6 separate regions of the Mus musculus genome follow, and all the other regions are linked to region 1. A link is a loop called in an ENCODE intact Hi-C map of the cell type or tissue named here. Cell type or tissue: left cerebral cortex. All regions are shown on one strand. Region 1 holds the start of Cetn3 (centrin 3). Region 2 has its middle 250 kb from the start of Gm24295. Region 3 has its middle 250 kb from the start of Gm24295. Region 4 holds the start of Lysmd3 (LysM, putative peptidoglycan-binding, domain containing 3). Region 5 has its middle 180 kb from the start of Gm33073. Region 6 overlaps Gm52046 (a long non-coding RNA gene).

Region 1 (5,000 bases):
CTGTAAACAGACACCATGACCAATGCAAGTCCTATAAAGGACATTTAATTGGGGCTGGCTTACAGGTTCAGAGGTTCAGTCCATTATCATCAAGATGGAAACATGGCCCCATCCAAGCAGGCATGGTGCTGAAGAATCTGAGAGTTCTACATCTTCATCTGAAGGCTGCTAGCTGAATACTCAGTTCCAGGCAGCTAGGACTAGGATATTAAAGCCCATACCCACAGTGACACATCTACTCCAACCAGGCCACACCTCCTAATAGTGCCATTCCTTGGCCCAAGCATATATAATCCATCACAACTTGTGAAATGTTTTCATTTAATATTGCTTCTAGGTAGGGAGGGTATGGGGGACTTTTGGGATAGCATTTGAAATATAAATGAAGAAAATACCTAATAAACAAAATAATATTGCTTCTAGGACAAATTCCTATAAGCTTGGTAGGCTAAAACATTCTCCAGATTAGGTATATAGGTATAGCGTTGTATAAGTAATTTGCTTAGGGTCTTGCAATTCCTCCCTAGGTATAAGTGATGCCATCCCCCATTCTGGAGGCTGTTGAAGATGAGTGTGCTTTCTGAGACTGTTACTCCAAATCAGTTCCCTGCCTTTGTTCGATTGAGGGTCCCACTTTTCTTTTTGAAGGCCATTTTATGACTTTAAAAGAAAAACAGCAGGATAGGCAAGTTGTCTTAATAGCTTCTCAGAGAAGGTGGGAGAAGCAGCTAAAGACCAATGGATTTGAGTGTCTGCAAGAGTTTTTAGCATGCTGAAGATTTTTGCTAGTTACTTTTGCTACAAAATAAAAATTATAATTATCATGCGTTGAATTTAAAGCACGGAAATTAGCTCAAGAATCTTAAAAAAAAACTTGCACAAAAATCCAAGTGGATCAAATATGTTTTAGTTGTAGAAACAGAATTTTATTTGATTACTTTTGTCTATATTGACCAAATCCAGTTCTCCAACTTTTGGTCACTTTTAGTTACTTTTATTTTCTTTGAAATAATTTAAATTTAACTATGTATTAGAAGCATCAAATTTATAATAATTATTGTGTGTGTGCATGTGGGCCACAGCCATGGCACGCGTGTGGTGTCAGAAGACCATTGTTTGAGGTTGGTTCTCTCTTTTCACAATGGGTTTCCAGTGGGGTTGCAAGGCAGGAGAATACAACTTCCCTCATCAGGCTTGTATGAGAAATACTTTTAAGCAAAACTTTCTTTTAAAGTATTAAGTAATAATTTCTTCTTTATTTCACTTCCTAGAAGAATGTGAAATTTATGTGTTTCAAGAAAATTCTTCATATTAAATGAGAATATTTTACCAGCTTTTTAATTCTATCAAAGTTCCATTAAAAAAAATCTCATTATATTATTTCTCAGTAATTTATTCCTTCTAGTTTAGTTTATTTTGTCCTTTGTTTCAAACATCTCCATGTAAATGGTTTATTTTCACCTTTATTTAATACTTTTCTTCTTAGGCTTGGTTTTACAATCTTAAAATTTTAGTAGTTTTTTTTTTCACTAGTGTTCTTTAGTATACATATGACGTAATCTAATTTCCTTTTTTTGTTTGTTTGTTTGTTTTTTCGAGACAAGGTTTCTCTGTGTAGCCCTGGCTGCCCTGGAACTCACTCTGTAGACCAGGCTGGCCTCGAACTCAGAAATTCACCTGCCTCTGCCTCCCAAGTGCTGAGATTAAAGGCGTGAGCCACCACTGCTTGGCCTAATTTCCTTTTAAACTTGTTAGTAAAAGTACTTAATTTTTATATTTTAGGCAGGGTCTACTACTAGTCCTGGCTGGCCTGCAATTCACAATGTAAAGAATTCAAAGATCTGCTTACATGTCTCTTGGGTGCTGGGATTAAACATGTGTAGCACCATGCCCAGTTGAGTTCTTCAACATTTTTCTACTTTGGTTTTGGGAGTGCTATCATTTAGCTATTACTTTTTAGCTTTATCCCAATCCTTTACTTGTCCAAATTCCTATCTACACTCTAGCTTAACTCATGCATAGCCAATTACACAGCGTCCTTCGTTCACATATAAGCTTACATACAGTATTTGCCGTTTCTAATTCCTAGCCCCAGTTTATTGTATTTATACCGATAAGCACTGCAGGTTAGCTCAGTAGTTTCCAAGTTTTCCACAATAATACCTCATTTTATGCATCAAATATTTATGGAGCACCTAAGTTCCAGATATTTTGTTTGGTACAAATACTCGTGTAAACAGAACCCTGGCCTTGAAGACAGTCAGTCTCGCTCGCAGTCTGATGATCTAAGTAAACTTTAAGAGGCTTGGTGGGCAGTGAAGATAAGACGCACATAAACACTTTATAGCACTAGAAAATGAGAAGCAGAAGCAAGCACACATTTCCAATCGCACAGAAGAAAAGGGTGGTTTGGCTAGTCTCATTGTAAATGACCTAACAAAACAGCAAAACGAGAAGCCTAATCCATAATCCAGCCTGCCTTAAAATCACTTGGGAGATGTACGGGGGAGAACGCTTAGCTTGGTCCTCACTGAACTAAGAATAAAGAATGTCGCCTTTAGATTTAAGTTTCTCAGGTGCACCGGCCACCTAAAATTGTACATCTTTTCGCAGACCTGGTTCCCCAATAAACTGCTCCCTCGTTCTGAGCAGGCTGCTTGGGCTGGCCTTTTCCCTTCCCTCGGTCGACGCCGTGCATGTCACGCGTGGGGCCTCGCCTTGCCTGCCTGAGTCTCGCGTGGTGACTCTAATACGCGCGCAAGGGAGTCGGGAAAGAACCTGGCCAATCCAGGGAGCCAGACTGACAACCAGGGCCAAAAAATGTGTACTTGATTGACATGAATGCTGACCAATGAAAAAAGAAGAGCAGCGACGCTTCCGCCCCAATAGGCCGGCTGTTGGCAATTTCAGCCAATCGCGCCCAGAAACTTGTCTGGTGGGTGGTCCCCGAGGCGTGGAGGTTGGTGGCTGTTGAGCGGTTCCCGTGGTAAAGTCCCCGAGTGGAACATCTCTGTCGGAAGAGAGAATGAGTTTAGCTCTGAGGTCGGTAACGAGGAGGCCGTGCCTCCGTCCCCCCAGAGGGCCAGGGCGGGTGTGGACGGGAGACCGGGTCGGGGGCGGGTGCCCAGCGCCGAGCACCAGACCTCGGCGGTTCCCGCCTCCGGGCACCGCCGCAGCCCGAGTGAAGTCTCGCGAGGTTTCCCTCACGCGACTGCGGGACTCAGCCCTGGTTGCCTGATTCCCCCTGGAAAGTCGCAGGAGCGCTCGCCTTTCTCCCCGGGCCCCGAGGCACGCTGTGCTCTAGGCGTCTCGGGTGGAGCTCGTTTCCGTGACACCGTCCTTTCACTTCCGTCCATCCCTCCCCTCATTGGCTCCTCACCTTGCCCATCTACAGTTAAAGGTGCCCCGGGCGGGCCGCGCCGCGCCGCCCCTTTGGCTCCGCAGGGTGACGAAGGAGGCGGGAGCTGGCGTGGGGGTGTGGCGAGTGGGGGCAGCCGGGGTCACGTGGGCCACTGGGCCGGCGTCCCTGAGCCCGACGGCGTCCAGACGTAAATAGCGCGAGCAGTTAGTTAGCCGAGTTTCAAGGGTTTGAGGTTTAAAGCTTCCATCTTTTAGAACGTGCGGATACACGTGCTGTATCCTCGTTTACACATTTGGACCGCTTTTTGCATTGGCAGCTTTTGAAGGCAGACATTTTCAGATCCAAGTGCCCTTTTTAGATTTTTCTTTAAGCTTCTCCAGAGTTTTAAGACGTTTAACCTATCGTTTACATGTTAAGTGAGAGTTAAAACACTTTTAAACATCACGTAGACTTAAGCACGACTATTAGATGCTGTGATTTTTTTTTTTTTTTTTTTTTGGTGTCTAGTATTTGAATGTTTAGACCCTTTTATATTTTGCCTGGCTAATATCAGTGGAATAAAACCACAAAGCAGTGTTACAAATGTATAATCTAAAAACATTTTGAGCTTACAGTGCAAAAGTAATCTTTTAAGTTTTATGGTTGTTTTTTTGTAGTAATTGTGAGAATTTATAAGCTGTCCAAAATCAAGTCTATTCTGGTTGATTGTTTTGTTCTTTATTTTTGGTAGATGACATTGTTTTGTTCTTTATTTTTGGTAGATGACATGAATAATATGTATGGTGTTTTCGGTGCTTTTGACTTTGTTTAGGATTTCTCTTATAAAAGTACATTTGACTACAGGACATTGATTTAGGGGCAGTTCCTTTATTTGCCAGGCTACTCTGCTTTGTTAAAATTTAGAAAATGAATCTTTGTCCTAAGATGGGTTAAAGTGGCCTAAAGACATTTTTCTGTGTCCTAGAGGTGAGCTTGTAGTAGACAAAACAAAAAGGAAAAAACGAAGAGAGCTCTCTGAAGAACAGAAGCAAGAAATTAAAGATGCTTTTGAGCTGTTTGATACCGACAAAGACCAAGCCATAGATTATCATGAATTAAAGGTAACAGGGGACTTTTAAGACCCATTTTTGTTTAACTCAATTGCATTTGTGACTGTTGCTTTAAAGTCTATTTTAGAAGCTTGTCTCGGAACTGTGAGGCTGTTTGTAGTGCCCACCCACAGGTGGTACAAGAAAACAGTACAAACAGAATATGGCTTGTAGAACCTTGTATTTAAGTGCGTAATGATGGAAAGTGTAACTTCTCCATTCACCCAGTTAAAGGGAGAGTCCTTAGCATGCTCTTCCCACTGCTGTTTTCCTCTGTGGGATGGTATATAGCTCAGCTTTTTAAAACACGATGTTTGTGGCCTATGCTTGTTGCTTGTGCAGACCTGTACATTCCATGTGTATCATGTGCAGTGTAGAGTACGGCCTTGTGTGCCTTCCAACACTGTTGCCTTGAGACAGACTGTCTCATTGAATTGGAAGTTCAGTACTTCTGAACTAGGTTGGCTAGAGAGTGAACTCTGGGGTCACTCCAATCAACACACCTCTGTCACTGGCACCTGCAGCCAGGCCTGTCTTTTTACATGAGTGCT
Region 2 (5,000 bases), 520 kb after region 1:
TACAACTTTCACAGTACTCTCAGTAAGCGTCTATCTTTAGGCTGAATGAAAGGAAATCCAAAGGATAACAAATATGCATGTTTGCTGAGTAAGCCTTCCCACCTGTGCCATAGACAAGCAGGGGCCACAAACTATAGTGATTGCTTGTCAGCACACCTTCAAATATCACGAACCTAGTTAATCTGTGCAAGAATGACGTAGTGGGTCTTCTGAGAGTATCCCAAAACCACAGTCCAATGTCTCAGATAAATATGGTGTATAAGAGAGCAATACTTAACCAAAGACATGTGAAATACTCACGTTTGAGTCTCTTTCCACCAGAAAGAAAGTTCTTGAGACATCTGATATTATTGGGGGTAACTCTTGAGACTGATTCGGGATATAAAGAAGGAAGCAGCTCTATAAACTATGATCAGAGCTTACAATATCTCAGGTGATGCTTAATCACACTTGACAATGGATTGGAAACGTATTCTACTCTTCATACTCATCAATAGTTTTTTTTCAGAAAATTTTGTGCAGTTACTGCAAACTTATGTATTTCTTTCTGAAAAGAGTCTTATTCTCTCACCAAACTGAGAAATCAACAAGGTAAGGGACCAACATGTCTAGGTAAGAAGCAGAACCCTCAACAAAGCCTTGCTTTGGAGCAGTCTAACAATACTTATTGATGGAACTATCTTCATACTAAATATGAAGCTGATTGGGTATAGATCTTAGCTTAAACAAGGCTAACTGGCAATTTTGTTTTCTGCCGAGTCTCTTGGTCCTTCTGCTGGGTTTGTACATTCTTCGTTGCTACTTCTCAAGCAAAAGTTTGATATTTTGCAGCCTGTATGACCTCTACAGGCTGCCTTACAGTGATGCAAAAGTAGAGTTAGGTATCTTTTTCAAAATGGTAGTCCTGGGACACTCTTTTGGCAGTTCTTGGGTGCTTTATTCAGCCTAGCTATTTCATTATGGTATCTGTGTCAATTGTGTGACCTGTAATTTCTACACTGAACTATGTATCCAGAGGCAGAAGTGTCCAATCTATGATCCTGGGAGAAGTAGTCTTCTCAACAGGCATTGTTAGGGGAAGTTCAGAAAATAAGCTCTGGAGCACCCACCAAGATAAAACCCATTGAAGTTTCTGTATGTCCAAATATATATTTTTTTAATCTATAATCTCCAACCTTCTGCCTCAAGGCTGTTAGTTCAGTGCTACCTCTATTGAAGACTGTCTTTTAAAATGCTGATGTTATAATCAAAGTCTCTGGGTGCCACAGAAGCAATTCATTCACCATAGCTATACAGGTTAGTTTTATAAGTATGTCTGTGTAAGGCTGGACCAGCCACTGCAGCCTATGGATATTAAAACCAAAATAGTACGAGGAATAGTTGTAGGGGTGATTACAACACAGCACCAGAGTTTGTCTATCTCCATACTCTCCTGTGCTGAGTGCTAGTGTCGAGAGAATAAAATTCAGAAGTCCCTATTCACTAGAAATGGGATGCTTTTCAGCGTGATCTCTACAGCACTCTGTGAAGCAGCTCAGAAGATAACCTGATCTGCATTTTCTAATGAAACACTGCTGTTCACTGAATCACAATGTCAAGTTAGTTCCCAGAAGTCAGAGCTTTTGATTCTGGGATTAGTATTCACTCCATTTAGAGTAACTCAAGGGAAACGAGATTTAAAAAAACATGATTTCATCATCCTCTTCCAATATTATAACTGCCTTTACACTGCTGACAGGATCTTTCTTTCTTTCTTTCTTTCTTTCTTTCTTTCTTTCTTTCTTTCTTTCTTTCTTTCTTTCTCTCTTTCTTTCTCTTTCTTAGAAATGCCATCTCTTCCTTCTAAATCTGAGTGGTAAATGCGAAACCTAAAGCTCAAAACTATATTCTTGTAGCAAGAGCAATGCCTGGTATTCCAGAGACCAGTGGATGCTGTGCTCCCATCAGATATGAGTGTTCTTAACTTTGTCCTACTTGCCTCCAGTTTAGAGATAAAATTCTGCATACGTAAGACTGAAGTAGTCAGTGCTTTGTCACACAGGTCAAGTTAAAGACAAGGAAAAGGAGCGTGAGGAGTAGAGTATGCACACATGATCAGGACGTTCTTTCTCCTCTATTACATCTTCACATCAAGTGCCATAATGCCTAGAATTAGTAACCCCAAGAGGCAGTCTGCACTAGATAGGGATTCTGTTCCCAAGGTGCTGCATGATTATGTTGTGAGATATTTGCAGAGAGGTTTATTTTGGGCTGGGTGAAATTAGCTTCTTTGTTTACAAGAATACCATCTCACTGATCAAGTACATGCCTTAATAACCAGCACTTCTTAGGCTTTTATGTTGCCCTTAATTAGACTCTTCAAAGTTAATTAGGGGAACGGAGAGTACTTTTTGTTCTTTTAAGTCCCCTTTAACAGATTTTTGCACATAAAGTGTTCTCACACTTGTGGGTAGTTTGGCTTCTGCTCTAAAGCTACTGGTTAACTGTTTATTGGGTAACTAACTTGTCCTTTGCCTTTGTAGTGTAATACACTTTACTATCCTAAGTGCTGTTGATGCTTTACTCCCTTTTCAATCACTGTATGATTTATATTTAGATATAAGATATTATGTTAATCTTTAGCATTTTATTTGAGGTCTAGAAATTATCAAAACCAAATTTTTGGAACAGGAATATGGAGAGAGACAAGGATAACACTGACCACAGACAGTTTTACAAAACAAAAACAAATTCTCAGAACTCAAACCAATGAGTTTCCAGAGAACCACATGCCTCAGTAAATAGGCAAGGGGTTGATGGTGCAGGATGTAACATAATTTTTATTTGAATGACGATAAATATCAGTGACCTCATTTTGATACCTATTATGCTTTCAAATACATTAATAGTTCTTATTTATAAAAACTTAGTACATAGAGAGAATAGGAACTCAAAATAGGAAGCTAATCTCAAGAAGTAGGTTTTGCAGCCATGGTGCCCGGCTGCTTTGTACCACTAATAGTAATAAGAGACCATTAGAGGGGAAAGGAGTAGATGCGAAATAGACTTTGCATTAGAGCTGGAGCCTGTCACTCTTCTGGCAACCCTGCCGAGAGCTACACATCAAAGCCACCACTCTGCGCTAATAGTGTCACTTATCCCACAGCCTTTACACTGTCCCATATGCAGTCACTGTGCAGGGGGTATGCACATGAGGGTGAGAGGGGAGCTGACAATGTGCTAGAAGAAACCGTAGGAGATAAACCGACTGTGATTTATCACCTCTAATCCTTGCAATGGAAAACATTTAGGAAGAGCAAATAATTGAGGTCTTACAGAAATGTGCTTTTGTAAAAATCCCCCTGATTTAATTAGAGATCTAAATATGGAATAATAAAAATAATTTTAAAAAGTCATGAGAAAATCCTTAATATGTCTATATAATTGGAAGAAAGAAATCATGCTTTAAAATGCTTTTGGTAAAATGACTTAGTTTTGAGTATATGCCTGGAAGGATGTGTGTGTGTGTGTGTGTGTGTGTGTGTGTGTGTGTGTGTGTTTGAGAGAGATTTGTTAGTTCCACATGACAATTAGAATCATAAATATCTACATAATAAGCTGCTGAAACAAAAAGATTTCTATGAAATTGAAAGCACTAAGTGATAATGTACCTATGTTCTACTTATCACTGTCTCTCTTTCCTGGCTAATGTTTCAGATGCTGTACTTGTTCTTTTGTGTGGTTGTTGTATATCGTGTAATCATTGACTGGTACATCGTGACAGGTAGGCAGTGTGAAAACTGGGTGGTCAACATATGAACAGAGGAGCAGCACTTCCAGGCTCATGAGGCAAAATGCCCTGTCATGTGCTGCTCAGTTTCACTGCTGCCTGACCCATGACCTGTCTTTCCTAGTCTTTGGATAGACACAGTAACTGTAGTTTTATGTCAGCAGGTGTCTTAGCATCTGAGTTGGTTGTGGATACTTCTGAAGGTAGTTGGGAGAAGTCAGGTTGAGAAACACAAAAGTCTCAGTTCAATCTGAACATTATAAACATGAATAGCTAGTATACGTACTGCATCAGAGAAAGCCAAGCTTCTGGCTATTATAAAGAAGGCTGCTATGAACATAGTGGAGCAAGTGTCCTTACTACACATTGGAGCATCTTCTGGGTATATGCCCAGGAGTAGTATTGCTGGGTCTTCTGGTAGAACTATGTCCAATTTTCTGAGGAGCCACCAGACTGATTTCCAGAGTGGTTGTACCAACTTGTAGTCCCACCAACAATGGAGGAGTGTTCCTCTTTCTCCACATCCTTGCCGGCATCTTCTGTCACCTGAGTTTTTGATCTTAGCCATTCTGACTGGTATGAGATAGAATCTCAGGGTTGTTTTGATTTGCATTTCCCTGATTATTAAGGATGTTGAACATTTGTTCAGGTGCTTCTCAGCCATTCTGTATTCCTCAGTGGAGAATTCTTTGCTTAGCTCTGTACCCCATTTTTAAAAAGGGTTATTTGGTTTTCTGTAGTCCAACTTCTTGAGTTCTTTATATATATTGGATATTATCCCCATATCAGATTTAGGATTGGTAAAAATATTTTCCCAATCTGTTGGTTACCATTTTGTCTTATTGACAGTGTCCTGTGCCTTACAGAAGATTTGCAATTTTATGAGGTCCCATTTGTCAATACTCGATCTTACAGCACAGGCCATTGCTGTTCTGTTCAGGAATTTTCCCCCTGTGCTCATATCTTTGAGGCTTTTCTCCACTTTCTCCTCTATAATTTTCAGTGTCTTTGGTTTTATGTGGAGTTCCTTGGTCCACTTAGACTTGAATTTTGTACAAGGAGATAAGAACGGGTCAATTCCCATTCTTCTACATGATAACCGCCAGTTGAGCCAGCATCTCTTGTGCTTGAAAATGCTGTCTTTTCCCCACTGGATGGTTTTAACTCCTTTGTCAAAGATCTAATGACCATAAATTTGTGTGTTCATTTCTGGGTCTTCAAAAGCACCCAG
Region 3 (5,000 bases), 510 kb after region 1:
TTGCCTCAATAAACAAGGAGGAGCAGACATCTTTGGTGGTTAACTTAGGTTACTTTGGGTCTATTCCCAAGAGTAGTGTAGCAGCATAATATGGAGGCTGTACTCATTTGTGGTCCTGCTAGCAGAGTATGAGTCTCCCTAAGACTGCAACAACCCTTTCTTTCATTTGCTGCTGTTTTTATCTAATAATCTCTCGTATGTATAAAAATTAGTTCTCAGTGAATTACAAACATGAGCTTAAGACTTGAAACTCTGAGAACAGCCATAAGGAAACAGTGAAAACATTTTACTATATAGGCATAGGCAAGCACTTTCTGAAGAGAATTCCAATAGCTCAGGAAATAGTTTCAATAACTGACAAATGGGGTTTTATGAACTTATAAAGTTTCTTTGTAGCAAAGGAAACAACAGAGTGAAGGGAAGGAAAGGGGAAGGGGAGGAAATAACAGACAGTTATACATCAAAAGGGCTAACTTTTAGAATACATAAGGAACTTAAAATGAAACCGTAATAAACAGAGATCAATAAACAGTCACTTCTCAAAAATGAAAGTAAAGCCAGCCAGTCGATATGTGGAAACACTGCTTCCTTCCACATGGATGCCTGTGCTCTGCTCTTGAAGTTTCTAATGACCGATTAAAACTTGTCCAGGATGATCTTTGTACCTGTTAGCTGCTTATTGATTAATTATTATATCTGTAAATTCCCTTCATATGACACCTTGATTATATTTGTTTGAATACTAACTGATAAATGAAAATTTTAGGGTAGCACATCATAAAAATTCATTGCAAGTGAGCATCTGGAAAAAGAAGAGTGTCATGTATCAATATGAGGTCATTATAGTGGGTCTCCCAAGGCATCCTTCATTGAAGACTGCCACAGTAACAAAACACACAGTAAAGCATAACAGCAATAATGAACTGAGTCATTGTAAGAGAGGAAGACAATGGTACTTCAATAAATAATTAATTATATAGTACATTGTATTGCATTTCACTACATAGAATGAATTAATATGTAAAAATATTTAATATAGAGGAAAAAAGGATTCTTTAAAACCTGCTGAGAACTCACAAATATGTCACACTAACTTATCCTGCAAGTTTTGACAGTTCTTTTAATTGTTATGTTAACTAAGCTTTTACTCACATTGATCTTATTTTCTCTTCCTTTTACTCTACTGTGATATGGTTTTCTCCTAAGTATCTCAGGCATAGTTGTCAAATCCATGTTAATAGTTAATTCAAATTGGCCTGTATCCTTATTCTTACTGCTAAAATTTTTGGAATACATTTGAAGTTTAAATCTTACCTCTTAATTATCTCTCTTCTTTTATCTTACACCTCTTGGCACTGCCTTTATCTTTCTCTTTTGCTTCTCATTAGCAACATGCTGAGATACACCACCTCCCCACTTTGGCAACAAGTAAGGTAGCTTTAGATTAGCGACTTCACTTTCATCACTATCAGCCAGTTGGTCTGTACCATTGTCCAAGTCACAGCTGCTATCACCGTTGTTGGTGTCACCTGGTGAAGTAGATTGTGTTGCATGTGCCTTTCTGTGTTTAAAATAATAACTGACAAGATTTGGCAAGACTCAAAATACGTAGAACCAAGTAAATCTTCTAGCTACTGCCTGTATTGGTTTCTGTATGTAAGAAAGAAAGGAGAGAGGAGAGAGGAGAGAGGAGAGAGGAGAAAGAGAGAGAGAGAGAGACAGAGAGACAGAGAGACAGAGAGACAGAGAGACAGAGAGACAGAGAGACAGAGACAGACAGAGAGAGACAGAGACACACACAGAGAGAGACACAGAGAGAGACAGAGAGACAGAGACAGAGAGACAGACAGAGAGACAGACAGAGAGAGAGAGAGAGAGAGAGAGAGAGAGAGAGAGACAGAGAGAGACAGAGAGAGACAGAAAGACAGAGAGACAAAGGGACAGACAACCATTATAGCAGGTGAGGAGCCAAAAAAGTCCTTTCTGGGCCAGGTTATGCTAAACCTTCTCTGGTGGAAGTTTCCTTGCCAATCAGGCAATAAGTCAGAACTAAAAGCTACATGAGACCAAGTGATGCAGAATTAATGAACTTCTTTGTGCCAAGGTACAAAAATAATATTTGATCAGTAAACATTTTGTCTTTTAGGCCAAATTTATTCTACCTTGGGACCACTATTGGATTAGTAAGTAATTTCTCGGTCATAGACAAAGCTGTCTCAGATGTTCATAAAAAAATTGTGTTCACTATGCTGAAATATATACATTCCTTTTATTGAGACTCACCTATTCTAACGTACCTGGTTATGGATTTCAATTGCAAAATATAATTATTACACAGCCTATTTGGTAAGCAATATGCATTTTTGAAATTGTATAAACACCTTTTTACATGCCAACATTTGGAGATAATTACCAAATGTCTATAACTAGCAAAACAGGCAATCCATAAATAAGAATTTCTGCTATTATTTATGATACACATGTTCTACTTTCTCCTAAATATAGATATTTGGTAATTATTATTGGGAGGGTTTGTTATACTTCCAAAGTAGATATCAGTGAAATAGAAATATAAGGTATTTGGTAAAAATGTAAATGTTAAAAAATTCTCATTATCTTTTAGCAGAGTACAGTTCTTAGTTTGCTATTCATATTTCATGTAATAATTTTGGATTAGCCATCTGGTTTGTTGAGGGTTGAAAATCTGTTTAACACCAACGCAGAATTTTTGTTAAAACTAAAACAAGTCATACAGAAATCACAAATGTTTTTCAGGTATTTCACAATGCTAATAATGAATAAGTTTTAAAATGTGGGATGTAATCGGTACCTTCATTCTTCATATTCACTCTCTATTTGTGTAAACTCTTCTATGGCATTTTTAGGATGTGTCACAGTGAGTGGTTGGTACATATCAAGTATCAAAAGCCTGTGCTGACCCACCTACATTTTTTCCAATATCTTGCCTGAATGGTTAGCTCTAGAAATTTAATACACCATTTTCTCAATGATGCTATAACTATTCTTGAGGTTGAGTAGTCCCCTCTCTGTTTCATGGTTGCAAACTGACCCAATTCTCCTATTATTCTGTTTGTAGCACATAGAAGCAATTATGGGAGACGAAGATGCAGAGCACAGGGTATATCAGTATAGATTATTCCTTCATCCATTAAAAGGCCTTGAAATGTGTATTGCAGATGACTTCTATACATGGCATCAGGACTTACTATAAAATTATAGTAGTCAAAACAGTATGGTATCTATGAAAAATAATTGAAAACAGATCGACAGAACATACTGGAGACCCTTGAGAAGGCTCATGTAAATATAGTCAACAATACATCCTTGACAAATGTAAGGACAGCATAATATAGGAGAGACTGGTGAATGATGCTTTGCTAACTGAACAGCCAACGAGTTAATAAATATATCTAACACAGACACTATACCCTTAAAATAATTCAAGATGAATCATATGTGTAAATGCAAAGTTCAAAAGTATAAGACACTGAAAATATTGTATTGGAGGAAATATATATGGTACTTCATTTGCCAATAATTTTATAGATGTAATTAATGCCAGAGTTATGATATATGCATGAATATTAAGTTGAATGTTATTAAATTTGTCTTCACATTCTGTAATAGATGCTGTCAAAATAACATAAAAATAAGGCCCACATTAAGAATAATATTCATAAAAGACTTATCTGATGAACATTTTTTCTAAAACATGGAAGTAACAACTAGAATTAAACAGTAGGGAGACAAGCCAATTAAAACGTGGGCTAAAGATTTTAACAGACTTCTACATTTAAGATGATATATGGCTGGCAAATGAGCATCCTTTTCACATACCATTATCAAAATGCCAGTTAGGATGGAGTACTACTACACAACTATTATGTAAAAATCTAGAGCAGTGATAATATTAAGCACTGGTGGATACAAAGCGATGGAGTGTCAGTCTGTGCTGGCTGGTAGGTGAACTACAGCCACTCTGTAAGATGCCTGGAAAAACCCAAGAGACAGAAATTGGATCCTTTTCATTTGGGTTTAAAACAATATTTCTTATTTCACTTTTACAAATTTTAATTTATAAGCAAAAATATTGAGTTTCACCACAGCATTTTCAAATACTTTGACTATGGCTTAAAAACCTAAACATACTCTTTCTATATGATCAACTAATTATATGCCTTGTTTTAAAGGAATTGAAAACATTTATTTGAAACTTCTAAATGCATCTTTCTAACAGTTGTCATCATAATTGCCAAAACTTAGAAGATAATCAAAAGTCTTCCAGTAGGTAGTTTAATAAACTGTAATATAACTAGATAGTAAAATATTTTTACCACTAAAAACTCGTTTTAAAGCCTTGAGAGAATAAAGAGAAAATTTAAATTTCTATACTACTAAATCAAAGAATACAACTTGAGAGGGATATGTACTCTATGACTGCAATTATGTGGTACTCTGGAACAAGCCAAAATTATTGTGGTCAGAGCAACATGCTTAATTGATGCCTGCATTTCTAGTACTTGGGTACTGGAGACACGAGAATCAATAAATCAACCTTCTCAGCTACATAGTGAAGTTAAAGGTCAATTAGGCTACAGGACATCCTATCTCAAGAAATAGCACCAACCAACCAACCAACCAACCAACCAACCAACCAATGGAAACACTAAGAAGATATTGAAAAGATAACTGTTTCCCCAGGAGTTGTAGAAAGAGAGATGAAGCAGGCAGGTACAGTGGATTTTCAGGTCACCGAAATAGTTAGGTGAGTCTATGTATTTATACTCTTTGCAGCACAGCATACAGATTCCACTAACGTACACTATGGGTGATAGTGACATGTCAGTATAGGTCCTTCAGTTGTAACAAATGCAAACTACTACTGTGGGAGGAAATGAGAATGAAGGAGATATTTGCATGTGAGAGTAGGCAACATTTGAGAGCAGATAATATATGTTATAGATACCCTTGTATTGTTT
Region 4 (5,000 bases), 120 kb before region 1:
AAGAACTAAATCTGCAATGGCTGGAATATATTTCTCGTACATATTCCTTTTCGGAGACAAATTTATTAATAAATCTGTAAAGAAAGAGGAATCTAAATCTTTTGATCAAGTACTATATTGTTTTAAGGAAGTCAAAGGATCCTGCTATTCCTTTGAGGAGCACTCTGATTGTTTTTCCTTTTGACATTAATCTGATAAACATTCCTAAACTTATTTGTTAAATCTGATTCAAGTGTTATGTGTCAGTGAATTTAAGGCAGGTACTAAGCAAAGTTAAACCCTAGTTAACTTTATTTTTAATTTTAATGCATTTTAGCAAACAGTGCTCCTCACAAGTGGTATCAATTTACTCTCTACAACACTGCATTTACTCTGTCTCAGTCTAAATGTTAGCTATAAAACTACAAATTCCTAGAATCATGTACTTCTCAACTGAACAATTTTAACGGACAACATAGCAGATGAGATCTGAAAAAAAACCTACTACTTTTGGCCTTCGGATTGCTGAGAACACCCTCTTTTCCAAAGACAAATACTTGTTCTTACCGGCCAACTTTCTGGAACTCAGCCAACATTCGTGGCTAACTGCTTCTTTTGTATAGTCTAATAATAAAATATACACATAGTGTGCCCTTTTGGTAAACAAATACTCGATTTTAGTTAGATACAAACAATCATTCAAAAGCTTTGCAGATCTCGTGTAGGATGTTTCTTCAAAGCAAACAGGTAGTAGTCCTGAAGAAATGCTTGGAATTCGTTCTCCCTCAGACTCTCCCAAGGATTCCATGGCCTATTGACATTAAAATAAGAAAAGTAACCTACTTGCAAAAAGACGGTTGCATTCCATTAACATTCATGAGGCCTGAACAGCCGAGGCCCTACACATCAAGAACGGAATATATCCTTTGTCTCCTGATGAGAAAATGTCTCCGTGATAAATGGTTACAGACAGCGGTGTCACAGGGGCAAGAGCTCAAAGAATAACTTGGGCAAACTTTTTTTTCCCCGGTTGTCTTTGCCTGGAGTTCTTTGTAGCATTGTTCAGCACAGTGCCTTGTCCTTTCAAGTAAAAGGCGCTTATTGCAATGTAAGTAAAATCCCAGTCCTTGCAGAGGCACTTCTCAGAAAACCAACCGACCAAGGAACCAACAGAACAAACAAACAAACAAACAAACAATCAAACAAAAAACCCTTTGGAAATTGGAACAGCGTTCCAAAGGCTTTATAATTACTAAGTATTCGGACTGTAAAGAAAAGTGTGGTACGTCTTTAGGCAATGTTGACCTAAATGGGTAAGCATTTAGTCAAGTGCATTGTCGGTCGTCAGCACAAAACACCAGGTGCACCTTTAAAATGTCATACATCATTCGCATAAATACAAACACTGTATTTACCACTTCGGCAAATTTCTAAAAAAAAAAAAAAAAAAAAAAAAAAAAGTCAGAAGAGAGGTATTTATTTCACTGCCATAGATAGTGCAACACCAATGGCGTCCTGTTAATTTTCAAATCCAAGTAGGTTAGTTACAAGTTGTTGACAACTTTGTCCCATCAAAGTGCAGCTCCAGGGCACTGTGAGCTTAGCTTGGCTAGGTGGCTCACTCTGCTGACCTACAGACCCAAGGCACTCTGCCTGTCTTGTTTGCTGCTCTAGGGCTCGTTCGATATGGTAAAGCACGGCCCAGTGTTTTTGCTTTCTTCTGCCCCACCGAGAAGAAAGTGCCAGATACAGAGCATTAAGAAATGCACAGCGGCTCTCCATTGGCTCTTCCTCAAGCATGCCCTCCGCTCAGTACGTTTCTTAGCCAGGAGGACCCGTTGGGTTTAGATTCACAGACTGCAGGAGTCCAACACGGCCCGGCGGCCCCCGGACGGGCGGGGCTAGAGGCGGGGCTGAAATCAGGCCCCGCCCCGGCCGCATCGGCGCGCCTGCGTGCTGGCGTGGGCCTGCGGTTGGCCGCGGGGTTCTGGGTTCCCCGCCTCCGCCCGCGCCCTCGCACCTCCGCCTACTCTACGCGATGACGCACCGCAGGTTTGCGGACGTGGCGGCGGCTGTCGGTGCGGAAGGCGGGGACGGCGGCGACGGCGGCGACGGTGGCAGAAGCGGACCCAGACACCGGAGAACCTAGAGTCGGTCATGAACGTCTCCGGGGCCGCGGCTGTGGTGGAGGACATAACCGTGTCGCCGCGCCCCTGCTAGAGGACAGGTGACGGTGGCTGTGGGGCGGGGCGGGGCAGGACGTCGATCGGGGGGTCACCGTGGGGCGCTGTCCCCGGTTCGGGAAGGACTCTTACCTCCCGGTTTTGGGCAGCCCTTTCCGGGCCATTCTGCCTGTCCCCTTAGCATCTGCTCCGAAGCGTCCCAGTCTGACGCGGCGACTTAGAAATCAGAGATGTAATCTTTGCGGGGGACGTCCGGAGGAAAGGGAAAAATAAAAATAAAAGCGAGTGGAATGGAAGAGGGAGGAAGTTTGCAGTTGTTGCTTAGGTTTAAAATTGGCCCTGGAGAATAGGATCGGGGTGATTCTGTCCTAAGTGCTGAACTGGCTTGTGCCCTGTGAGTCTTCTCTTGCTCCCTGCCGAAGGTCAAGACCAAATATTAATATGCAGCAATTAATATGTAGTACCTAGGGATTTGAGAGGTCGCTTTCCGGTCTAGACCGGGTGGATGAAAACATGCTCACGATACCCATTGATGATCACTTTCAGGACGTTTGTCAGCAGTGCAGTATGCAACATGTTCTAGTTTTCTGAAGCCATAGATTCCATAGATAATTCAGAGAGGTAAAGAGAATTGAGGCTGATGGCTTTGATTCCGTGTACTTTCTAATCTTTAGTAGATTGACATGTCATTACCTTACTGGGCCAAAGTGCAGCTTGGCACTTGGATTACAGATGAACAGTCAGACCGTAGTGTCCAGATTGTTTATTTTGCTTTCCTGTCATTTTAGAGGAATAGAGACAGATGCGCGAAGACGGGAGTCTTTTGATTCCTGATTAAGACATGGTGAGGGAAAGACTGATAGAAGAACACATTGTTTCAAATGGCTTCTGGGTATTAGTCAGTAATTTCAGAGAGCTGTACTAAGAATGGGAGGGAGAGCGCTTTAGAGGGATAGCATACCTAAGGCAACGTAACCACCCATATGCATTGCTTTAGATCTAATCTTTTCTGCTTTTGATGGATGCTTTTGAGGATCTGAAACAGATACTTCCTGAGGTAGTACATGTATGTATGTATGCAACTTGCTACTGGTTCCACAAAACTGACAGACATCCTCTACATCTAAGATGTGGGCTTTTTATTTTGTTTTTAGAAAAGACCTAGATAAGGGAGTGCAAGCGTCCTTGTAGAAACAGGTGTGCTCCTTACTTTAAACTGAGATGTGAAACGTGGCTCTCATTTAGCTTGGATCTGTCAAATTTGGAGTGGTTTTTGGCAATAGTTTAGCCCCTGTGGGAGCAGCTGAAGCAAGCTACTAATATAGCTGTTAATAAATTATCTAAATAGAGACTTTTCAACTTTTAAAGATATACAGTGTCCCTGTAAAGCAAGGTCAGAAACTGGATTTTAAGGGCTGGATTTTATGAAATGAAATAGGTATGTTTTTACATAGAGAATATCATCTTTTTGTTGTCTGAGTTTTAGTTGTCTCCTGCCACCCTCCCTTGTCTGTTTGTTTTTTATTTTAGTTTTCGTTTCTTTTCATCCATCCTTCTAAACCCATTTTGCATTCCAGGATCCATGCATAATTTTTTGATGGTTTCTCTCCTCCCCCTCCCCACCCCCCGCACTGCTTTTCCAAGTTTGCTGGAAGATGTTATCTTCACTGAGATAAACACACTTGTGTGTTTAACATTTGTTCTGCTGTCTTTGAGGAATTTATTATGATTGACCTAGTTTGCTTTCTGTTGCTGTGATAAAAACCATAACCAAAAGCAACTCTTATAAGGACATTTAATTGGGCCTGGCTTACAGGTTCAGAGGTTCAGTCCAGTAAGTCAAGGCAGGAAAATGGCAGCATCCAGGCAGGCATGGTGCAGGAGGAGCTGAGAGTTCTACATCTTCATCTGAAGGCTGCTAGCAGAATACTGGCTTCCATGCAGCTAGGATAAGACTCTTAAAGCCCATGCGCACAGTGACACACCTACTCCAACAGGGCCACACATTCTAATAGTGCTACTCCCTGGGCCAAGCATATACAAACTACCACAGTGGGTTTCTTCGGCTTATACATCTCCATCCATCCTTGAGGGAAGCCAAGGCAGGCACTGAGAGACCGTGGTGGAGGATGCTGCTTAGTGGCTTGCTTTCCATAGCTTGCTCAGCCTGCTTTCTTATACAACCCAGGACCATCAGCCCAGAGGTGGCATCACAGAGGGCTCTTCCATATCTGTCATTGATTAAGAAAATGTTATCTCAGTTCCCCCCAACCCCCAACGCCCAGATTTGCCCTCAGGCTCCTCGGATGGAGGCCTTTTCTCAACTGAAGTATCCTTTCCTTTTCTCAGAGGACTCTAGTTTCGGTCAAACCGACAAAGAAAACTACCCGAAAAATAGCCAAAGCCCATCTCTGTGCAGCTCTTCTGTCCTCCAGGTTGTAAGAGAACGGTACTATATTTAGCTGTGGAGACTTTTTAACTTCTTGTTTGATGACTGAGATACATTGGAGTTTGAATTTTGTTTTATCTGCAAAAGCCCCTCTTACTCCATCTTACTCTTACATGGATAATAATGGGGAAGCCAGTACTGAATGAGAAGTCAGTTGTTTTAGGTTCCAGTCTCTTTTTAATGAGAATTGGACCAAATTGATGAAGATGTGCTGATAGTGACTGTATTAGTTAGGGTTTTACTGCTGTGAACAGACACCATGACCATGGCAAGTCTTATAAAAAAAAATTTAATTGGGCTAGCTTACAGGCTCAGAGGTTCAGTCCATTATCATCAAGGTGGGAACATGGCAGCATCCAGGCAGGCATGGTGCAGGAGGAGCTGAGAGT
Region 5 (5,000 bases), 1.2 Mb after region 1:
ACTGACCTGAAGCAAAAAGCATTCTCAAAGGAATAAGCAAAATAAATAAATAATAATAATAAAAAGCTAATGGGCAAAATGGAAACCTAGAACAAAAACAATTTCAAAGATCTTTAAATATATTTTATATGAGACCATAAAGGGACTATTTATAGCAATATTTTGAAAAGTAGATATATCCTAAGAAACACATATAAAATTAGTCCTTTTATTATTTAAGATTAGAAAATTGTAAAAGACAAATATTTACACCCACTCATCAAATATTTATGGCCAAGAACATGAAGCAAACATCATCCAATATACCACATTTGCCAAAATATACTAGTGATAGTTTTGTCCCATTGTACGCATACCATAAGCCAACTCCGGGGAAGAGAAGCAACAGCCCTGCAGACAATGAAAGAATTATGGTGTTGGCAAATCATGAAGGTCTGAGTTTGAATTTTGGATCCATGTCAAATGCTACATAGTGCTGAAGGCTCAAAAGTGTCCTGTTTTGTAATTTAAAATGAAAGCTGCAAAGGGAGATGGAGAGAGAGGAAAAGAAGATGACATGGACAAAAGTCGCTGATGGAGAGGAAACTCTTCAAGAGTCCTGTTCTGTGGCCGTTACAGTCAGGAAGTTCACCCACACGTGTGACTAACCATTTCTTACAACAGCAAAAGTGTTTTCCAGGGACACTGTTTACCAGGTCATTCAAGCTATTTTGTTTTTTCTTTGATGATATCATGGTTTATTTTTCTGGTATTGAAATGTGCCTTAGTAGCTATCCTTCTTTAAATGTTTTGAAAAAGCTAAGAAGAGAGATTATTTTAAAAAAAATAGAAAACACAATTTTAAAGTGAGATTCAAAGTTTCTTGGCTAAAATGTCAAAATGGTGTGTAAATTTGCTTAAAAGCCACTGATACACATTGACAGCTAGTTTACCTTTTAACAGCCAGACGGTTGGGCAAGTGTTATGAGAGAAACTATTTTTGAGGTTACTCACGTTTGTTTCCCTACTTGGAAACATGAAAAACGGAGGGAAAAATAGCAATAAATAAACTAGTTGTTCAGCTTACGACACATTATATGATCTAGGTCAAAATACATTCCACGATAGGAATCTTTTCATGTTTGTAAAGTAACTATTTGAAACTCTTTAAAGCATTATTCTCTTCAAACATTTTGAAACAAAAATTTGCCTTTTGATTGGAACTGTGCGTTTCATTATAGAGATGGAACACGATGTTCTGGCTTACATACTCTCTGCAGAAGGAAGTCCTTTTTTGTACTGAATTTTTAGCATATAGTAAAGATCCAGATTGTAAAAAAATTAATTTCAGGCATGACAGACTGGAAGTATATATTGAACAGATCTGGGAACAGAAATGATGCAAATGCCTCTCTCCCAGCTTCTGAGAATTATGTAATGGACCAGAATATCAGGGTAGACTTCTGTTTGAGTGAAACATGGACTCTCAGTCAGAGTATGGGACCAAAAATGTGTTTGGGAAAGCAAAAATATAAGACTGTTCCCCACAAGTGGTAGTTCGTGGACATTTACACTTGACAGCCCATTATATTTATATATCAGGATATAAATATGCACTTTAGATATTAGTGATAGTTACAAAGCAATGATAAAATAATATTTCACACAAATGAGCAAGAGGAGTAAAAGATATTGACTCATTAAATAAAGACAACTTGCAATGCACTGAGTTAAAGATAAATCTCAATTAAATAGTTTAACTATTCAGTATGTTCCTATTATGTTTATAAGATCACATGATTTGTCCACTCACAAAGGTAAAGGTTACATGTACATTGATTTATATATTATTAAGTATTTCTTTAATAGCACAAACAGGAATGCGGATACAAAAGACTATTAAAAATATTTGTAAGATTTATACTTTCCTGTTTCAAAATGTTTCAGTATGATGTCTGCAAACAGTTGAACTGAATACTGCTAGACGTTTGCTAGTATGGCAGTTTCACTATAATATTTTTAATAATCACATATAAGTGCATATGTGTATTGCTGTGTAGCATTTATAATTGCAATATATGAGTGAATGAGTTTGTTTCTATGTATACACCTGTCGTTAGCAGTAGGGATCTTCCTAAAAGTCATTCTACTATCCGACCTACTGCTGAAAGAATATGCAGTTAGTAAGTTCCATTTAGACCACTCTACTTTTAAATTATCTGCAAATTCAGTATAATACAATGCACCTAAGCAAGTATTTTATAAGTCTGTTGGATGCATTTATTTTTTTTCTCAAAGACTTTCTAGAGAAAGTAGGAATAAAAAGAAATATGTCTAAAAATGATTTTCTAATCTAACACATTATTAACATCCTTTATTAGTATGGTATATTTGTTGCAATTAATGAACGGATATTGCTACATCATGATTAACTAAACTCCACAGTATATTTTCACTTAGTTTTCATAACTGTTTTTCTTGTCTTGGACTCTCATTAAGGAGTCCACATGTCAGGTAGCTAATACGGATTAAAAAGAGAAATATAAAAAAATATTTTTAAAGAGATATATCACATTTCTTAGCAAGAAGACTTAAAATACAATGAGAATCTTAGAATTCTGAAGCATCACTAACAACTTTGTGATGGGGATGGGGTCCATAACCATGCTGTATTGAAAGGCAAGAATCCAAGGAGAACCATGAAAGACACATAATTTCAAGGTGAATTCCAGCCCCAGTCTACTCTTATTCCACAATACCATAAAGACTTCAGTAAAGACGTGAGCTCACTTTGACTTAGTAAGCCAAATCTTGGACAAGATTCTGTATGGTAGAGAGCAGTAACTTAGCTGTGCTCACATTCAGAAGACTATGAGGGCCAATGGCTTCTCTGTGATCAGAGGGGATCAAATGGATTGATTTCTGTCCCTGTCAGTGAGCAATCACTATTTTAGTCTGCCTATCCCAGCATTTTTATCCTATGGGTATAAAGTAGTGGTATCTAATTTGGTAAGAGGCAAAAAGGAGAAAGTCTGTGTACATACATACACGCTGTACCCACTGATCTCTGAGCACACATCACAGTAGCAAGCAGTTCCTAAACTTGCATTGCTCAGTCTGTGACAGCAATTCATTGAAGCTCTTCAGAATTTCTCTACAGGAGAATTTGCTGGAGAAAATTTATGACACAAAACTTCCAGCTTAAAGACAGTTTTGTTTATTTGAATGTGATAATGGTATAAGATTTGTGTTATGCAAAAACAAACACACTCAAAAGTAAAAAAAAAAAAAGATAAATAACTAGTAATATGAGATAATGTTAAGATATAGCAAAGAGATACTAATTAGCTAGTTTGATTCTATCAACTATTAAAATGATTTTCAATATTTTATCATACAAACATATTATTAAGTTTTGAAGTAAAAGAAAAAATGCTTTAAAGATTCACTGTTTCATGACCTATAATAGATTTTCCTAAACACTTTAGTCATTGGTAATATTTTATTTCTCTAGTTTCTTTAAAATAGATCCAGGATCACATCCTTCTTCCCTGAACATTTTTACCCTTTAAAGATGATCTTTACCCTACAGTGTTCATTTGTCAGAAATGTACTAACAAATGCTAAGATGCTATGGAATGGTGATAATTTCCCACGTGTTCTTGAATCATTTTGCTCCTTTTCTTTTCTGAGCAGTGACATTCCTTCACATTTTCATCTCTCGTCTATGCTTCTCTGCTCTGAGAAGTCTCCTAATAAAGCAATGATCATTTCTATCCATCTCTGGTTTATGTTTCACAGGCCATGAAATAAACCTGCAAAGGAAGCGCTGCAGACTGTGTGGACTGTGTTTGCAGGGGATGAAAAAGGTTGATGGTGGTTGTATTACATCTAGGTGAGTCAGTTCTCATAGTGTACATGATTTCATGTACTAGTTTACCTCTGTAGTTTCCACATAGCTTCTAGATAAGTTCATTTGTGTCTTTACACGTGGGCATGTTATTATGGATGTATATACACATGTGAATGTGTATACATGTATCTAGAAATACAATTTCCTACTAATTTTGATGAAAATTCCAGTTACTATTTTTGCATATGCCTGCCCACTGGAATTTAAAGTAGCTAAAGGAAAAAAAAAGAATTTTGATCACACAGTGCAGATTTTCTATATTATCTTTGCATTTCTTTCACTCAAAAACCTAACAGGCAAATAATTCTTAGCAAATTTTCCTTATTGATTACCATCTTCTCCAGGTTTACCTGGAGAGCTACTGGAAGAGTTAATGCCTTCAATTATTCTATTTTCATTCATTCCAGCCCATACTAACTGGATTTAACCAGTACAAACTTTTCGATTAATTTAATTTCCCCCATTTTTAAAGCACAGTTTAAGAAAATGTGTATATTAGTAAAAAATAATATGCTTTAAATGTGTCAAATACAGTTTTGTCTAAGCAAAAAAAATTCACAAATTAGTAATTTTATCACCAATCATCTTTTGTAGTAGGAAAAGTAAGAAAGAAATGTCTTTGGGGATCTTGTTTTTCAGTTGATACTAATTAGATTTTTTAAAAACCAAGTTTGAAGCTCATACTGTTCTGGCTTCAACAGCGCCAAATGATAATCCAAAGTGACATACATTTCCTATAGCAATAAAATTTTGGCAGATAAACTCCCCAATGAGAAACAACGATTTGTATGCTTAGATGAATTTGTGATAGAACGCAAATGAAGAAAGAAAAAAGAACAGAATTTTAAAAAGTAATTGTTCGGTGCCATTAATGCCCTCTCCATGTTTTCGAAAAGTGCCTAAATCCATGAGCATAGCAACATCCAGGACAGGATACATAGTGCATCACTGATGCACCCCGTTCTTGGAAGCTGGAGAGAAAAACTGATTGCTATTTACATTGAAATTCATTCCTAAAAATCTTGCACCCCTTCCCTTCATTATGCAATGTCGTCTTGGACCTGGGCGTCTAGAAATGTGGAAACTGTAACACTTTGACACACCATGT
Region 6 (5,000 bases), 1.9 Mb after region 1:
AATGTTGTAGTTTGAGACACTTAGGGAATGTCAGAGTGGAGGTGTGAGTACAAGTCCGGAGAAAAATAGAGCGCAAGACTTTTCAACATATACATACACATATACATATACATGCACACACAGACACACACACACAAACACACACACACACACATACACACACATACATATACATATACATTCCAAATGTGTTTTTCTAAATCTCCCCACACATGAAATCTGTAACTCAACTCCCAAAAATGAAAAAAAAAAAAAACCCAACAACCCCCCCCACACACACACACACACACAAAACCCCAAAACAATAGCTGAGAGCCAGAATAAGACAGTGCCACCTTTCTAAGTACCTGGCTGGGATTAGCCTTCATCCTTACCTGGCCCCAGGCTCACAAAGGACTGACCTAGGTCTTACTCTCCTGGATTTCAATTTTGGGTTTTTTGTTTGTTTGTGTTTTGGTTTTTGTTGTTGTTGTTGTTGTTGTTGTTGTTGTTGTTGTTGTTTTGTTTTGTTTTTTGGGTTTTTGTTCTGTTTTGTTTTTGACTAATTTTCCAGGGAGCATATTTGGAAATTATTAGTTTCTGTTCACAGATGAAGAACCTCAGGAGAATAGGTAGGATGGAAGGTTGCCCCTGTTTTGAGTTTTGAGGAGTTAAATATACAAGCCTTCCTAAATCTTTCTAGGCTGGGAATGTTCTCAGCACAACTGTTTGAGAAGGCAGCCCCTAAATGGCAGTGCAGGGTTCCTAAGTTCCTAAGTGTTGCAAATTGAGAGGTAAACCCTATGACCTGTACACAGGCCACCAGCGCCAGGGATAGCAACCTGGACCAAAGGGCTGTTGTGAAGGAACTCTCATAGCTGACTACTTGGGTAAGTACAGTCAGCACTCCTGGCATGTTCTGGTCTGAGAGGAGGGTTCCTTGGGGTCTGTTGAGTCAGTTTGACCTTGCTCAGTTCTAGCTTATACAGAAAAGATCATTCACTGAGCCACGGGCAGAGAGGGTAGAAAGAGCATCCTGACAGCCACTATAAATGACAAAAGTCTTGTGAGCCCAAGCCTGGGGACTCCATTTTACAGGCTATTAAGGAGGACGTGGGCATAGTGGATTCTCTAACTCTAGTCCCGGTGACTTATGTGTGCTGCTGCCAATCCAGAGAGACCCATCCTGTGTGCCCCTTAATGGTGCCAAGGACAACTCAGTCCCTTCCTCCGCTGTGCAGAGGTTAAAACAGGAAGCAGGAACTCCTTACAATCTATTTCTGCTTTAGGATTTTTTTGTCATGGTCCTTGTTTGATTCTGGAGTATTTAGGTTTGTCTCACTCTAATGCTACATAGTATTTCTGGGTACCATTCTCACTATGTCTGTAGACATAAAAGTAAATGTGTGTGCTTTGAAATTGAGTTGTTTATTGGTTAATTTACTGGTGATTTTTTTTAACAATTCAATTTAATCTGTTAACACTATGTTTTGTTGTGACATAGATTTAACGGTGGGACTTTCACGCGATGTTTCGCTTCAACAGCTTTCAATCTGTCTTCTTTGGTCCGCAAAGAAATACAGCTCTTTAAAATATTCTGTGTCTGTGGGCTCATCTTTATCCCGCCTTTCTCAGTTTTGCCCTCACTAGGATGTGACACACCCAGCCCCTAGGGTAGGCTATACTCTGGACTTTCGCTGGAGCTCCGGTCCATCGGATGTGGGAGCGCCTAATCTCTCAAATTCGGCCCTTCCCCCACTCTTTTTCTTAAGAGGTGCTCCGAACAGCAACAACCTTGCCCGGCCGACCTTCCGCTCCTTTGGCCTATGCAACTCAATGAAAGCAAAGAGAAGTTCCGAGAAAAAAGCAATGCTGTCCAGCCTCAGCTGCCGGTTTCTCTTCCTTCTCCAGCGACCAGCGACCAAACTCTGTACTCTCCACCAAAGATACCCCCACTCAAGGTTGTTCCCAGACAGGACTCCAAACAATATTCTGGAGGTAAATTCGAACGCAGCAAGATGATTGTGTTCCACACCGTCTTAGTCAGTGAACATGTATCATCTTCTTGGAAGAGGAAACGCCGCACACCATGGTGTCCTTGCCCAATTGATCATAGACCTGGTTACCCACAGGACTCACTAGGCTCCTAGTGCCTTAGAATACCACCAATTCATACTTTGGCTTAGGGATTATGAAGAATGCCCAAGGAAGGAAAACTGGAGCATAAGTGGGGAGGGGGCTCAAACGCAGGACATGAGAGAGGTCAGAACATCAGTCTGACTGGGGGCCTTTGAGATCTGAGATGGGATGCAGGGTGCAAAGCCACCTCCAGAGCTCTGATGCATTCTGAAGAATGGGAAAGCCAAAATGAAAAGTTCGTTTGCTTTTCTTGTTTGTTTTTTACAAGAATTCAGCCTAAATTATCAAGGTTTATGGTTTGCTTTTAACAATCTTTTTCAAAATAACTAAGAACACTAATTAACTAACTGATAAAATGTGGCTGGAGGGAGAAGCCATTGTGTAAATTATTTTTAAGCCAAGAGGCTTTGTGCTTCAGTTGCTCCCATCTTGTCCAGCCTTGCTTGATCGGGGAATACGAAGTTAGAAAGAAAAAAAAAAGCGTCTTTTGCATGTTAGATCCAGTTAAGCTGGAACATTTTCTAAAAGCAAGAACAGGTGTGGTGAACTCTATTCATGATCTGACCACTTTGTCTCACAGAAGCTTTAAAATTTCCTCTATGTTCAGAAAGTAAAGTTTTAAATACTTTCCAAACCCTTTCTGCATACATTCTGTCGTTTGCCTTAAAGAATGGTGAAGCGCTCTCTTTCTCTCTCTCTCTCTCTCTCTCTCTCTCTCTCTCTCTCTCTCTCTCTCTCTCTGTGTGTGTGTGTGTGTGTGTGTGTGTGTTATTCACTTGTTTTAGATGCTTCAGAAAAGGTAAGGCCCTTATTTTACATCTATTGCTGATTTCTCTTTGCCCCTTTAAATCGTGCATTTGTGTGGCCCGCTGGCGCTGGCGTTAGATTGGGAGAAATTCGGATCTGCAGCTAGCTCCCTTCTCTCTTCCCTGCAGGCTGGCGCACCTACTCACTCGCGCTGCATATCCTCTTTTGTCCACTAGAGGTCACTGGCCCCTCGCGGCTCGCCTCTCGACCCGCTGCCTCCAGCTCCTGGAGCTCAAATTAGCTTCCCGTTAATTAACACCCGAGTCCATCAAGGCGGGTTCCTCTGTACAGTACTCGCAGCAGAGCTTATATAGACAACTTACACACCCAGCCAAAGCAAACCTCCCCAAATCCAACACTTCCAGCATGTCCAAACTGGGAAACAGGCGGCAGAGTAACACGGGGCAAGGTATAGTGCTTTAACTTTTATTGGGTGGGGCTTGCAAAACTGCTGTGAAGAAAGCTTTCTTTGAGAACGCAGGTTCTGTGGGGCTGGTTTACTTCTTAGCTCTCCCAGGCTGGGCAGAGTGCTTTCTGGCCCCGCCAGCATCCTGGTCCTTAAAGAGAATTTCACCAGCCCGTGTCGCTATACAAGAAGGTCGCTGGTCTACACTGTTCTAGGCGCACACGAATGTACTGGCAGATTATTTATTAAAGGGCGTAGAGTACAGTGACATTCCCAGAGGTCATTGAAATTGCTAGAAGAAAAGGGTATACGCGACAGTGTTTCTCGTGTCCTTTGATACAGAACAGCAAAGAAGCGGGTAATGATGAGGGATGCACACCACGAATCGACCCTGTGTACATGAGATGGCCTGACGTGTCCTGGGAAGTTCTCTGACTCTTGCTGCATGCGCATTTTTACTTTTTGAGATCCTCAGAATATCTGGAATCTAGCTTTAATTTTATATTATTTTCAACCAAGGTCCCCAAAAGATTTCCTCCTATGAACTGGGTATACTGAGCCTTGGCTTCAGGCCTCAACGAAATTCTTAAGAACTGTGCAAAATGAAGCCTGAGTGTATTCCAACATAACTGTCCAACTTGGTCGTAAACCGTAAATCGCCGTAATAAGCTCCTTTGACGCGGTGTTCTGTGGTGGATCACTGCAAGTATTCTTAATTTCCTTCGGGGGAAAATATTGGAAAATTTTATTCTGATCTAAAGATTTGCCTCACTTGAGATCTTTTGCGCTGAAAGTTAGTAGGCACGGGGAGGCGGACTGTGAACTTCCTAGTAGCTTAGGAACTGGACTTTCGTTATCTGGTCCCCTGAAGACCTGGGCATTCGACCTCCTTTCCCACAAACTTTTCAGGCACGGGCGGAAAAACGATGCGTATTTGTGGTCGGAATAAAGGCTTCTCTTGGACTAATAATGGCAGATACTTAATGAAGCATTGTCCGCCTTCAGGGGAAAGGGGGACCCCAGTCGGACCTCTAACTACATGTATGCGCTAGGCCATGAGCACCAACAAAGTGCACATCGATAGTATGGAAGCGGGGTGGGGTAGGGGGTAAAAGAACGCAGATTAGGGTATGCGGGAGAAGTGCCCCCCCCCCGCAGCAAATAAAAAATCCACTTTTCTTGAGGTGGGAGGGGGAGATCGGGAAGTTCGCAGAAACTAGAACACCGAAGGACTTCGGACACCGCCCGAGTGAATTCCGAGGGTTTGAAACATCATTTTGTATTTCATAACCCTAAACTGAGGTATGGGAGGATCCTTGAAACATCCCCTCAGGAGCCAGCCCAACCTAAGTCATAAAAGAGAATACATACCCCAAACTTGGTCTGCCACGACTTGCTTTTGGCAACCTTGTGGCCAAGACAGAGTCCCAGCACAGGCGTTGCAACCCGACCCCGCTCCAGTCCTGGCACAGGTGTCAGCCAGAGCTGGAATTATGTAATGGATTTGGTGACCTGGGCTCCTACCAAAGGGAATTAGGGAGGGCGAGGCTTTATTTTTTCTTTTCCCTTTGACTACATCTGGTGTCAGGTGTCCCGGATTTGTGGCAGCAGGTGTGATTTGAAGGAAAAGAACAAGTGAAATGGCGGCCAAGCTCAAAGTGCCCTGGGA

What was found. Peaks named below come from ENCODE experiments on the same cell type or tissue, not always from the same donor. Only the 100,000 strongest peaks of a DNase experiment are listed, where the experiment ranks them.
Region 2: it touches region 1 in a loop (4-fold over the local background); 3 of 42 quality-filtered maps call a loop at or near these places.
Region 3: it touches region 1 in a loop (5-fold over the local background); 3 of 42 quality-filtered maps call a loop at or near these places.
Region 4: a loop joins it to region 1, with 9 times the contacts of the local background. A loop is called at or near these places in 8 of 42 quality-filtered maps.
Region 5: it touches region 1 in a loop (5-fold over the local background); 4 of 42 quality-filtered maps call a loop at or near these places.
Region 6: a loop joins it to region 1, with 7 times the contacts of the local background. A loop is called at or near these places in 4 of 42 quality-filtered maps.

Annotation. Positions count from the first base shown.
Region 1 is chr13:81,780,316-81,785,315 of GRCm38, forward strand. It overlaps Cetn3 (centrin 3), which reads left to right and starts at 2,932. Exons shown (of 5, transcript NM_007684.4): 1 at 2,932-3,042; 2 at 4,326-4,461. The coding sequence starts at 3,026. In left cerebral cortex, no CTCF peak of the experiment used is centred here; DNase peaks (open chromatin) are centred at 2,884, 3,374, 4,336 and 4,683; H3K4me3 peaks cover 2,496 bases; H3K27ac peaks cover 2,758 bases.
Region 2 is chr13:82,302,139-82,307,138 of GRCm38, forward strand. No RefSeq gene overlaps it. Among named protein-coding and RNA genes, the nearest start is that of Gm24295, 250 kb to the left of the region's middle. In left cerebral cortex, no CTCF peak of the experiment used is centred here; a DNase peak (open chromatin) is centred at 2,111; H3K27ac peaks cover 910 bases.
Region 3 is chr13:82,294,565-82,299,564 of GRCm38, forward strand. No RefSeq gene overlaps it. Among named protein-coding and RNA genes, the nearest start is that of Gm24295, 250 kb to the left of the region's middle. In left cerebral cortex, no CTCF peak of the experiment used is centred here; a DNase peak (open chromatin) is centred at 2,759.
Region 4 is chr13:81,655,731-81,660,730 of GRCm38, forward strand. It overlaps Lysmd3 (LysM, putative peptidoglycan-binding, domain containing 3), which reads left to right and starts at 2,076. Exons shown (of 3, transcript NM_030257.1): 1 at 2,076-2,206. In left cerebral cortex, a CTCF peak has its summit at 2,211; DNase peaks (open chromatin) are centred at 977, 1,977 and 3,074; H3K4me3 peaks cover 2,077 bases; H3K27ac peaks cover 1,390 bases.
Region 5 is chr13:82,936,764-82,941,763 of GRCm38, forward strand. No RefSeq gene overlaps it. Among named protein-coding and RNA genes, the nearest start is that of Gm33073, 180 kb to the right of the region's middle. In left cerebral cortex, no CTCF peak of the experiment used is centred here; DNase peaks (open chromatin) are centred at 509, 1,348, 2,851, 2,998 and 1 more place; H3K27ac peaks cover 4,798 bases.
Region 6 is chr13:83,712,076-83,717,075 of GRCm38, forward strand. It overlaps Gm52046 (a long non-coding RNA gene), which reads right to left. Exons shown (of 2, transcript XR_003950632.1): 1 at 4,703-5,000; 2 at 2,857-4,051. Among named protein-coding and RNA genes, the nearest start is that of C130071C03Rik, 6.8 kb to the right of the region's middle. In left cerebral cortex, a CTCF peak has its summit at 3,096 (motif pointing right); a DNase peak (open chromatin) is centred at 3,117; H3K4me3 peaks cover 3,266 bases; H3K27ac peaks cover 4,093 bases.